Linked DNA regions of Homo sapiens: region 2 is linked to region 1. The links are chromatin contacts, found by Hi-C or POLR2A ChIA-PET in ENCODE. All regions are on one chromosome and are shown on one strand. Each heading gives the region's core, a stretch centred on a gene start or an enhancer-like site at or near the end of the contact. The rest is flanking DNA. Distances are from core to core; before and after follow the strand shown. Region 1 holds the start of LINC02205 (long intergenic non-protein coding RNA 2205). Region 2 has its middle 150 kb from the start of TLE3.

The links. Hi-C counts contacts between places; a loop is a spot of excess contacts on that map. ChIA-PET counts read pairs that join two places held with the same protein, here RNA polymerase II (POLR2A). Pooled maps may share reads with other maps.
Region 2: a loop to region 1 is called in a pooled map, with 2.8 times the contacts of the local background. The contact joins the enhancer-like site here to the promoter of LINC02205 in region 1. A Hi-C loop is called at or near these places in 2 of 168 maps with a recorded cell type or tissue (CD8-positive, alpha-beta T cell and naive thymus-derived CD4-positive, alpha-beta T cell), 1 of 37 single-sample maps with no recorded cell type and 11 of 50 pooled maps. POLR2A ChIA-PET finds 5 or more read pairs at or near these places in 4 of 52 experiments (CD8-positive, alpha-beta T cell, activated B cell, activated CD4-positive, alpha-beta T cell and 1 more).

Annotation. Positions count from the first base shown.
Region 1 is chr15:70,503,116-70,508,422 of GRCh38, reverse strand. It overlaps LINC02205 (long intergenic non-protein coding RNA 2205), which reads left to right and starts at 2,495. Exons shown (of 2, transcript NR_146562.1): 1 at 2,495-2,514; 2 at 4,298-4,516. RefSeq lists enhancers at 2,557-2,606, 3,897-3,946, 3,987-4,126, 4,227-4,366, 3,880-4,403 and 1 more.
Region 2 is chr15:70,243,955-70,249,261 of GRCh38, reverse strand. No RefSeq gene overlaps it. Among named protein-coding and RNA genes, the nearest start is that of TLE3, 150 kb to the right of the region's middle. RefSeq lists an enhancer at 3,263-3,312. Within about 2 kb of position 3,166, at least 3 of the 41 ENCODE cell types and tissues checked have a DNase peak (open chromatin) inside an H3K27ac peak, as active enhancers do.

The DNA of each region.
Region 1 (5,307 bases), core at 1,246-3,745:
GAGGGGTTGGGGAGGGGCCTCTAAGGGCATGATTTCCCCCTCCCCTGCCCCTTCCAGAGGGAGCTCAAAGCTGCCACTTGCCTTGCCCAACTGTGCTCTACAGCATGAATTGTGTGTGAGTGCTGGGGCATGAGGTGGGTGAGAGAGTGCATGCTGGAAGTGGGAGGGGCCAGATGAGGGGGAGGGCAGTTGCAAGTCACCAGTACCTCTGACATCACCCACATTAACCTTAGCTCCCTCCACTTCCCCTCACTTCTCCATGAATGTGGAGGTCATATCAATTTCTAGCTGTGTGACGTGGTGAGGCACTTAATCTTTTTGAGTCTTAGTTCCTCAATAGTCCATTGGAGATGCTAATACCTTCCTCCTAAGGCCACTGTGAGTAAACAAGACACCCTATTTGCTGTGCCTGACTCATACTACATGGTAAATATTTATTTATTCATTCCATTCACTTGTCCCTCTGTTGAAATTCACTTTTAAGAGCCTGGTGAGGCAAGGTTTGTTCAACATGAGTGGTTATCTGTGAGGCCCTGGGTGAGCCCTGCCTTGGAGAGCTGTTACTCATCTTTTCCTTTTCTTTTCTTTTCTTCTTTTTTTTTTTTTTTTTTTTTTTGAGACAGGGTCTCATCTTGACACCTAGGCTGGAGTGCAGTGGCACAATCACAGCTCACTGCAACCTCAACCTCCTAGGCTCAGTAGACCCTCCCACCTCAGCCTCCTGAGTTGCTGGGACTACAGGTGCGTGCCACCACACCCTGCTAATTTTTTGTGTGTGCCTGTATTTTTTGTAGAGGTGGGGTTTCTCCTTGTTGCCCAGGCTGGTCTTGAACTCCTGGGCTCAAGTGATTCACCCACCTTGGCCTCCCAAAGTGTTGGGATTGCAGGCATGAGCTACGGCGCCCAGCCTGATACTCATCTTTGCACAGTCTACACAACAGTAGTGGATAATGGACAGATGGAGACCCATCCTGGCATGGAGGTTCTGAGCTTCAGTTCTCACCTGACCTGGTGGTTGGACATGTGGCTCCAGTAACCCCTTCTGGGGGAGAGACTCTGCTTGAGTCACACTGGGTGCCCCTCAGTGCCGAGCACAGGTATCTGGCCCAGAGCACTGCTGGGCAACAGACCAAGGAGGATGGTGCTGGAGGACATTTGGGTGTGGTGAGAGGCTATCCCTTCCCCCTGATTTGCCGCTCTATACCGCCTCTGTCAGGGTTGTAGGACCCTTACCAGGCAGGGAGAGATGGTGATTGTTTTGTGGTCATTCCCCTGTAATTTGCTTCATATCATCTTTGCATGATTTGTAACTGCCCATCAGGTTCATCTTGCCTGCTGTCTAGACAGAGCCAATTTATCAAGATAGGGGAGTTGCAATAGAGAAAGAGTTCAATTCATGTAGAGCCGGCTGTACGGGAGACTGGAGTTTTATTATTACTTAAATCAGTCTCCCTGAGAATTCAGGGATCGGTGTTTTTAAGAATAATTTAGTGGGTAGGAGGACAGTGAGTCAGGAGTGCTGATTGGTTGGCTTGGGGATGAAATCATAAGGAGTCAAAGCTGTCCTCTTATGCTGAGGCGGTTCCTGGGTGGGGGCCACAGAAGTGGTTGGCAGGTCCAGCTGGGGCCATCAGGTTGCCAGACATGCAAAAAACTGAAAAGTTATCTCAAAAGGCCAATGTTAGGTTCTACAACAGTGATGTTATCTTCAAGAGTAATTGGAGAAGTTGTAAATCTTATGACCTCCAGAACAATAGCTGATAATAATTAGAATTCAAGCCCCTCTTATCCTAACTTGGTGGCCTTTTATTTGTTTTACAAGAACACGTTAGCTTTTGGGAAGAGCTGTTATTTAAACTATAAATGTCTCCCAGAGTTAGCTTGGCCCAAGCCCAAGAATGAGCAAAGAGAGCCAACTTGTGAGGCTTGAGACAAGATGGAGTCAGCCCTGTCAGGTTTCTCTCACTGTCATAATTTCCTTAGTTATGATTTTTGCAAAGGCGGTTTCAGATTTGCCTTTTACTAAAACACACAGGCTTGCACTTCATCTTGAGTGAGTGTGTGTGCATCTCTGGCTGGTCCTCCAGAGCTGGGTCCAGCAGGCCAATCCCTGTGCCCCTCTGGAGTTTCTCCAAGGCCACCCTGGGCATTTCCAGTAGGATATTGTTGCTCCACATCAGGGCTCCTGCCAGCAGCGTAGCTGTGCTCCACACAGAAGTCCCTCAGCTGGTGACCACAGAATAATGAATGCCAATCTGGATGTTAGTTTGCACACATTTGCATACCCCAGGGGTCTGCCTGGCCTGTGAGGTCTTTCTGACTCTGAGCAGCTATGATGCTGTGATTAACCTCACAAATGCATAATGGATCTTGAGGTCCTTTCCCGGCAGAGATGTTGGGGAACTAATGCAACCCCCTGCCTTTTCTCTTAAGCTGCCTTCAGGGCTGATATCATGGGTTGGTCAACTGCCTGAGATTTCTTCCTCTATCTGGGGTTAGCAAGACACCTAAAAGGTAATCCTCCCCACCTCTCCCCACCCGCATAGTGCTATTAGTCAGCTACACCTGAGTGTGAATTACTTTAGTCAGATTTCTTTCCCATTAATATCCTCAAGGGAAGGGGATTTAATAGAAGTAGAGTGAGTGCCTAAATTACTCACGGAGCCCTGGGCAGGTTCTGCCTTTCAGCATGACTCATCTTTGTGTGGTCTGCACAAACAGCCAAGTATAAAGGATAAGAAGGGAGCTGCCCCTGGCACCAGAAGCCCTTGTCTGGGCAGATGGAAGTGTTATGGGGAGGGAAGGCCCCAGAAGAATTGGGGAGAGGGGTATCCCTCATGGACTTTGCTCTCACATGGGGTGTAGTTGGCCATTCAATCACCTCTGGTCTGCTGCCCACTGCCTGTCTTGCTGTCTGGATGTCTAAGACAACCCTAAGACGCCTGGATGTCAGAGCCTGTGGTGCAAACATTTGGCTGCCAGCAAGGGTCACTGTTCTGGTTTTCAAGGCCAAATCAGAGTGGGTTTTTCTGGGGTTTGGGAGCAGCAGGAGCTAGAAGGTAAAGGGCTGACACCTTGTTAGGGGTGGGTGGTGTTCACTCCCACCAGGAATTCTTTTGCAGCCAAATAACAGAGAAGCTTCAGGCTTGAATTTGGCCCACAAATCTGAGCCCTCATAATGGAGATGTGGGAGTCCCTAAGCCCCCGTGTTGGGGTGCCGTGGGGGTGCCCGTCAGACGCCCCCGTGCCGCAGGTGGGCAGATGGACCCAGCGGGCCGCTCCCCTCTGCAGTCTCAGCTCCTCCTCATGGGCACCTGTGGGGCACCACATGCAGCTGAAATGTCGGGGCCTGGGACTGCCTCGCCGGGGGGCGCTGGGTAGCTCATGCCCCCTTGTCTGTGCAGTGAGAGGTTCCCTGAGGAACATTCTGGAGCTGGCATCTTAGCTCCGCCACTCGTCACCAGGCAGTACCCCGAGGTTCAGGTGCTGGCATCGGGGGAGGAGCTTCTGCAGGTCACACCGGACGTTGGGCTCTGTTGAGCCCAGAGCCTCTCAGGAGCTGGCCGAGTGTGCAGCTGGTGGAGGAAGCTCAGTGCTTCCTGTCCCCAGGCGCTCCCTTGATGACTGCCAGGAACCTTGAGGTTAGAGGGTGCTGATCTGGCTTTCAGGAGATTCCCCCACCCCCACATTGACACAGCTCTGGGAAGAAGCAGCACTTCAGCTGCCCTCAGTGACACTGGGATTACAAAGAAGAAAGGCCCCAGGACACAGCGTGTCATTCATGGGAACAAGACGGGGTGGAGAGGGGAGGCCACCTCAAAGACACATTCCTCCCTGGTCCTGATGTCCTCCCTCTACATGCAGAGCTTCACTGATTCCACCTGGAGCTCACAGTCACTTTGGGGAGGGGTGTTGCTGGCATAAGGCTCCTCTCCTGTCTCACAGATGGGAACACTGAGGCTCATGGTGACTTGCCCAAGACCACAGAGCTGAGATTCAGCAGAGCCAGGCCTTGTGGCTGTGAGTAAGGCACAGCTGGCCTGGGGCCATAAGTAGACCCAGGGGAATTTAGGGGAACTCTTACAAGTTTTGGGAACCACGTGGCCACTTCAGGGTCAGCCCCTATCCCAGCTGTCTTGGAGGCAGTGTTCCCTGCTGGGGTTCAAGGCTTTAGGGGATGGGCTTTTGGTGCTGAGGGAAGAAACCCTGAGAGCTGCAGGCTGGGCCCAGCTGTGAGGTTTCAGAAATAGAAGTGTTTTCAAAGGTTGACAAAGACAACTCCATCCTCTGTTTACAGCAGAAGCAACTGAGGCCCAGAGGAGCAAAGGCCCCCAAGCAAGGTCTCCAGCAGGCTGGGAGCACGGTGGAAATGGAGCCCGCTCCCCTGTCTTCCACTGCCTGTTTAAGAGAAGAGCAGCCGCGAGGCCCTGGGCTGGTCTCGGGGGTGAGCTCTGCTGTGGATACCCGCCATGGCTTGTCTTCCCCGCCCACAGATAAATGCAACCTTTCTCTTCTACGCTCTCCCTGGGCGGCTGCGTTTGTACCCCTCTCTCTATTCTCTGCCCTCCCACTTCACTGCCTGCTTCAACATTTGTTCCTTCATGCATTCATTCATTCAGCTGTTTATGGGTGTCTCCTTGTGCCAGGCTCTGTGCTGGGCAGAGACTGGGTCTCTGCACACTCTAGAAAAGGGACAGAAGCTTCACCTGGTTAACCCCCCCTATGTAGAATGACAGGCTGTGATTTGTGGTGTGAAGAAAAGGGACAGGGTGCGAGGAAAGGGTGTGACCAAGTCCTGGCCCCAGGCCAGGGAGCCAGGGGACTCTTGTAGGAAGCTTCTTGCAGGAAGCGACATTATTCTAACCCCTTCCTTCACACCATCAGCTCCCCTGAGACAGGAGCCTCAGCATCCAGCACTCTGCTGTCTGCAGAGAGCACAGAAGGTGCACAGTGAGCGCTCTGCCCAGCTTGGGGGGCGGTTTGGGGAGTGGAAATGGCTTACTTTCTGGCCTGTGATGGTCTTGCTGCATGAAACATGGGGCGACTTCGGTTCTTTAACCTCCTTGGGCCTCAGTTTCTACATTTGAATACTGAGGATGTAAAGGCCCACTCTGAAAGTGGTGACAAATGGAAGGCCCCTTCTCTCCTTCCATGTGACACTGTGAGAATCAGTGTCTCAAGTTTTCTTGCCTATTACTTTTGACTAGTTTCTTTTTCACCTTGTGATGTAAATATGTAAATGAATGTCAGAAAGACTGACATGAGTATGGCTGATATGCAGTGGTTGTTATTGTTGGCAAGGGTGCT
Region 2 (5,307 bases), core at 1,917-4,416, 260 kb after region 1:
CTCGGCCTCCCAAAGTGCTGAGATTACAGGCATGAGCCACCGCGCCCACCTAACTTGTATCTTAAAACTGAGTCTAAAACTATAAATTGTAATCGTCCTTATTTCAATAGCAAACCAATCACTGAAAGAGTTTAAAGGCCATTGAAATGATTTCTCTGACCCGGGCAGGGCTGTACCTTGGCCAGCCCAGGCACAGGAACCACTTTAGGATCTAAGAAAAGCACCTGCCAAGAGATGGGTCTTACAATCTTCCTCGTCAGGAGCCCACCTTCCTCCCTCTCACTGTGACTGTAACTTGCCTCTACCCTCTCTGGGACTGTGTGGTTAGGGTTTTCAGCCTGAACCTGCTCTGTCCTGGGTGGCCTCCCCCTCACACCCTCCTGAAGCCTCTCCAAACCCGCTTCCAGCAGCTCTGCCCCCAAGCAGGCAGAAACCTTATGTGTGGGCGGAGTCTGGGGAAGGGCTTGGTGGGTGAAGAGGGTTGGGGCTGCCACTGAAGCAAAGCCTCAGGGAAGGCGGAGCTTCTGTTTGATTTAAAGGAAACCTGGAAGTGTTTTCTTGAGCAGAGGAAGGGAGGAAGGGACAGGAATTCCAGGAAGCACCAGTGGTTGGAACAGAGATAGAAATGCGGGAATGAGAGAGGAAGGATGGAGAAACCAGCTTGGCCTAAAAGATCAAAGGGTGATACAGGTCATGAAAGGTCTAGAAACCACAGCTAAACTTAGACTGGCCATGGAGGCAGTGAGGAGGAGGACAAAGGCTCTTAGGCAGGTGATGTGTGGACAAAGGAACTCCTTCCTGCCTCTGTGACTGTTCTGTTATTCTGTAGAAAGTGGGGCTGAGGAGAGGCAGAGGTTCCCTTCAAACCTTCCCCAGCTCCCCCGCCTCATGCTGCAGGCTGCAGAGGCCAAGGCCACCATGTGACACTGCAGCCCCTCCTCGGGACCCCCTGGTGTGGCTTTTGTGGTCTGCCTTTCAGCAGCAACGCAGCCAGCTACATGCAGCCCACCAGAGGCCACCCCGCAGTGACCCCGTGTGAAGTGGCCTCGGCACAGAGAGGGCCTATGCAAATGAGAACGGAAAAAGTGATGTGGGTACCTGGTGGAAAAGTTTCCTTTCCCAGGCCCCCAGTGTTGGGGGTGGGCAGTGGGAGGTGGGCTGAGGCTCAAGGTTATGTCGAGCATGGCTGGGTTCAGCCCCTCTCGCCTCTCACAGAGAGAAAAGCAAGGATTTGTCTTCAGGGCCCAAATCCCAGATCTGGGCTTTCCTCCCTCAAACCAGGTGCCCTGGGCAAGTGACTTCTCCCTGAGCCCCAGTTTCCTCACCTGTAAACAGAGGAGGGTGAAAGGCCTGGCTCTCAACAGGTCCTCCTTGTGCATTTCACTGACTTCTTCACTATAACCCAGGAGACCTGACATTTACACAGAGGGGCAGGAACACGAATACTGGCAGGCCCAGGGGTGTGACATGGGACACAGCACAGGCCTGCACACAGGACTGTGGGCATGAGGCAACCTGGTATGGAGACTAAACCCAACCTAGCCTCATTCCTCTGACTTCTAAAACCCTGTGTGGCGAGCAGACCCGAGGCTGCTGGTGGAAACCCCTGCTTTCCTCCTTGTGAGGTTCCGGGGAAAATCTGACAGGCTTTAATAAGGAGGAAGCCCTGAACGGACAAGACAGCGTCCTCTCCTCTACTCACCTCCCCCATCTGGCTGGCATAGAGAAATGAGTTGGTTGGGGACCCCAAGTACGGGTGCTAGCAATGGCACTCACCTGGGGCTTCCTCACCTCCCTGCCCAGGGCCTTCCCCTGCTCTTCTTGGTGTCTCCACCTCCTGGCTGACTTCACCTCTGTCTCCTCTCCACTCTGAGCCAGGCTGCCTGATTTCAAATGCCAGCTCCTTCTTTTCTAGCTGGGTGACGTCAAGCTATAAACCTCTCTGTGCCTCAGCTTCCTGATCTATGAAATGGGGCATTTCTCCCCATCATTTGGCTGAGAAGAGAAAATCAGCTAACCTCTGTAAAGCACCCAGAAGGTACTTGAACGAGACCTGATGGTGAGGCAAGTTGGTTATTTTTATTCAGATGGGCCTCCCAGAGGGAAGCCTAGCTCCTTAGCACCTTTCTCCCTCCCAGAGACCTCTGCAGATGAAGGCTGGTCTCAGTGAAGAGCAAGCAAGGATTGGCTCTGAGTCAAAATAAAGAGGAAGGACGTGGGTGAGGACGTGAATTTTATGATCCCTGAGCAATGTCACCCTGGTGCCCAGGAACTAACCCCCTCACCTGCTTCCCCAGTAGGTCTGACTGCTCCAGGCCCCTGCTGCAACTACTTGGGCAAAAGCTTGGCCCTCTGGAAGCTTGCATTCCCTAGGAAGCGGGCACATTAGAGGTTCAGGAGGAGGGAGCTCAGAGCAGTCAACCACATGAAGTTACCTTTCATCCAGGGCCTTTGTGGCCAGCAAGTCAAAAACAAAATATTATTGTTCCCACTTTGCAGATGAGAAAACTGAGGCCCAGAGTAGCGATGTGACTCACCTAAGGTCATGCGGCTGAGGAGCTGGCTCGGGAGTACACATCTGCCCAGGCACCTGCACCACACCTAACAGGCAGAACGCAATGGGCTCAGTTGCCTCATCTGCAAAATAGACTCTCAGCATCCATCCTGCACCTGGCAAAGGAGGCGGAGAAGGGCAAGGATTCCACCCCCAAGCCGGCCACGCCGCCCGCCGTCCTGCTCCAACACCCACAGAAAGACAGGAAATGGCTCGCCCAGGATTCTCACTTGGCCTTCCCTTCTAGCATCCACTTTAAGATTGGCAGGGGCTGCTCTGAGCAAAGCCACCGCAGCTGTGACCCCTTGAGGTCAGTGTTCGTGGCAGGGGCTGCAGGGTTGTGATGGGCCAGACATTGAGGATAGCACTTGAGAGGGCTGGGGACCCTCTGCTTTGGCATTCTAAAGGTCTGAGTCCCTCCTAGGACAGGCCAGAGACAGCATCTAAAGATACCCAGAGATAGGGACGCAGCAGGCCCAGTGGGCTGCTAGAATCCCAGCAGCCAGGAGAGTGATGTGTCCCAGCAGAGGAGGCCACTGGAACAGAGCAAAAACCACAGGAACCGAAACTTCCCGGGTGCCCATGAGTCACCACCCTGTGAGGGCTGGGCCCTGGGGCTGGGTGGGAACTTTCCCAGGCCTTGACCCTCAGCTCAAGGGCATGTCCCTTGACCCCATGACAACACAAAGAGAGGGCTGCAGCCTGGGGTTCACACCCTGGTATGTCTCTGTCTTACTCTCAGTATCTCTGCCAAGAGATCATTTGATTCATTAATTAGTGTAAGTATGTATATCTTTAGAATAGGAAATACAGGCATATTGCAAAAAAAAAAAAAAAGTGAAAATCAAGCCTCCTCCCCTCCCCTGTTCTTCACTATCAAGTTCCTCTGCCCCCAAGTCTCCTCCTTGGAGGCCTCCACTCCTACCAGTTTCTTTAAAGCCATATATGTTTGTATATGCATTTAGAAACCCAAATGCAAACATGTGTGTGTTCATTCTTTTCCTCTTTTTACACAAATGGTAGCATGTCAATATACCTTGGAACCCTCTCCTTATAGAAACATACAGGGTCCATTCTCCTTTCTTCAGTGGTTTAAATCAATACTAATATGTATTTCGTATAATTCTGTGGGTTGAAGAGGCACAGTTGGGAGGTCCTCCATTCCATGTGACGTAGCTAATGTCATCTGTATGTTGGTTCTGCTTAACAGTTGTGTAGAGTCCCATTGTACGGACATCATTGTTTATTTAATCAGTCCCCTATTGATTAACATTTGGAGATTGACAATCTTTTGCTTTGATAAATAATGCCACAGTGAATGAGGAGCACACACGTCCCCTGTGTATCCGCATGATGAAATCCTAGGGTTGGCTGTGCCGGTCAGAGGGAAGAGCAGGTGTGGTTTGGCAGGGGCTCCCAGTGGCTCTCCCAGACACGCTGATTCCTCTTCCTGCCAGCCCCACACTCTGGCACCTGTCCTTGCACCCTCAGCAGCAGAGTGTGCCATACTTTTGATCTTTTTGATATAATGGTTCAAAAAGGGTCTTTTTTTTTTTTTTTTGAGACAGGGTTTCTCTCCCATTGCCCCGGCTGGAGTGCAATGGCACGACCTCAGCTCACTGCAATCTTTGCCTCCCAGGCTCACATGATTCTCCTGCCTCAGTGTCTGGAGTAGCTGGGACTACAGGCACATGCCACTGCACGCAGCTAATTTTTGTATTTTTAATAGAGATCTGCCTGCCTTGGCCTCCCAAAGTGCTGGGGTTACAGGCGTGAGCCACCACACTCGGCCTAAAAGAGGGTCTTTTATTGAAGTTTTAATTTGCATTTCTTTTATGAGTAAGGCTGAGTAACTTTTCATCTATTTAAGAGCCACTTATATATTCTTTTGAAACGGTCTTCCTATATTTTGCCCATTTTTTAAATTGAGTTATTGGTTTGTTCTTGTTGCTGGGTAGGAGATCTTTATACAATAAAGAAATTAATCCCTTCTTTGCAATACGAATTGCGATTTTATTTCTCAGCTAATTTCTCTCATTCTCTGCAGGAGTGGCCCAGAGTGACCAACCCAAAGGGGGTGGAATCTCTAGGCTGTAACAGTGGAGGACTGGGTCTATTCTGAGCTGGAGAGTATGGCTGGGACGGTATAGAAGAGAAATGGCTTCCAACAGCTCCTGCCCTGGCAGGTGGCTTGGGGGAGCCCACTCTGGCCTGGCCAGATCTCCAGGGCCCCAGGCCCAGGCATCATCCTATGAGAGGGAGGCCAACACCTAGAAGGTCCAAGCAGTCTGAGGGGTTCAGGGGCCCAAGGTCACCAGAAAGAAAGAGAACCCAGGGTTCCTGGGTCCCAGTGTGCTGTTCTGCACCTGGGCCAAGGCCCTGGAAAGCTCCAGAAGGCAGCATGCCTGTTAATAACATCTCACATTTACAGAGCCCTCCCATATGTCCAGCCCTGCACAGGTACTTGACTGTCACCACCCCCACACACAAACCCATTTTGTTCTCCCCAGCAACTCCATGGGGGTGAGAGCCAATGTTATTGCTCTACGACAGAGGAGGAAACGGAGGTCTGTCTACATGACACACCCTGGAGAAGTGGGGCTGGCCCACCAGAAAGCAGCAGCTCTTACTCAGCGGAGAAGTCCAGCCAAAGTCCTGGGGTGGGGGCCTCATTAGGGCGCTGCTTGGGGAGCAGAACCTCTTGCAGACTGAGCAGAGAATTTCTACCTGCCCTCCCCTCAGAGGGGCCTGAG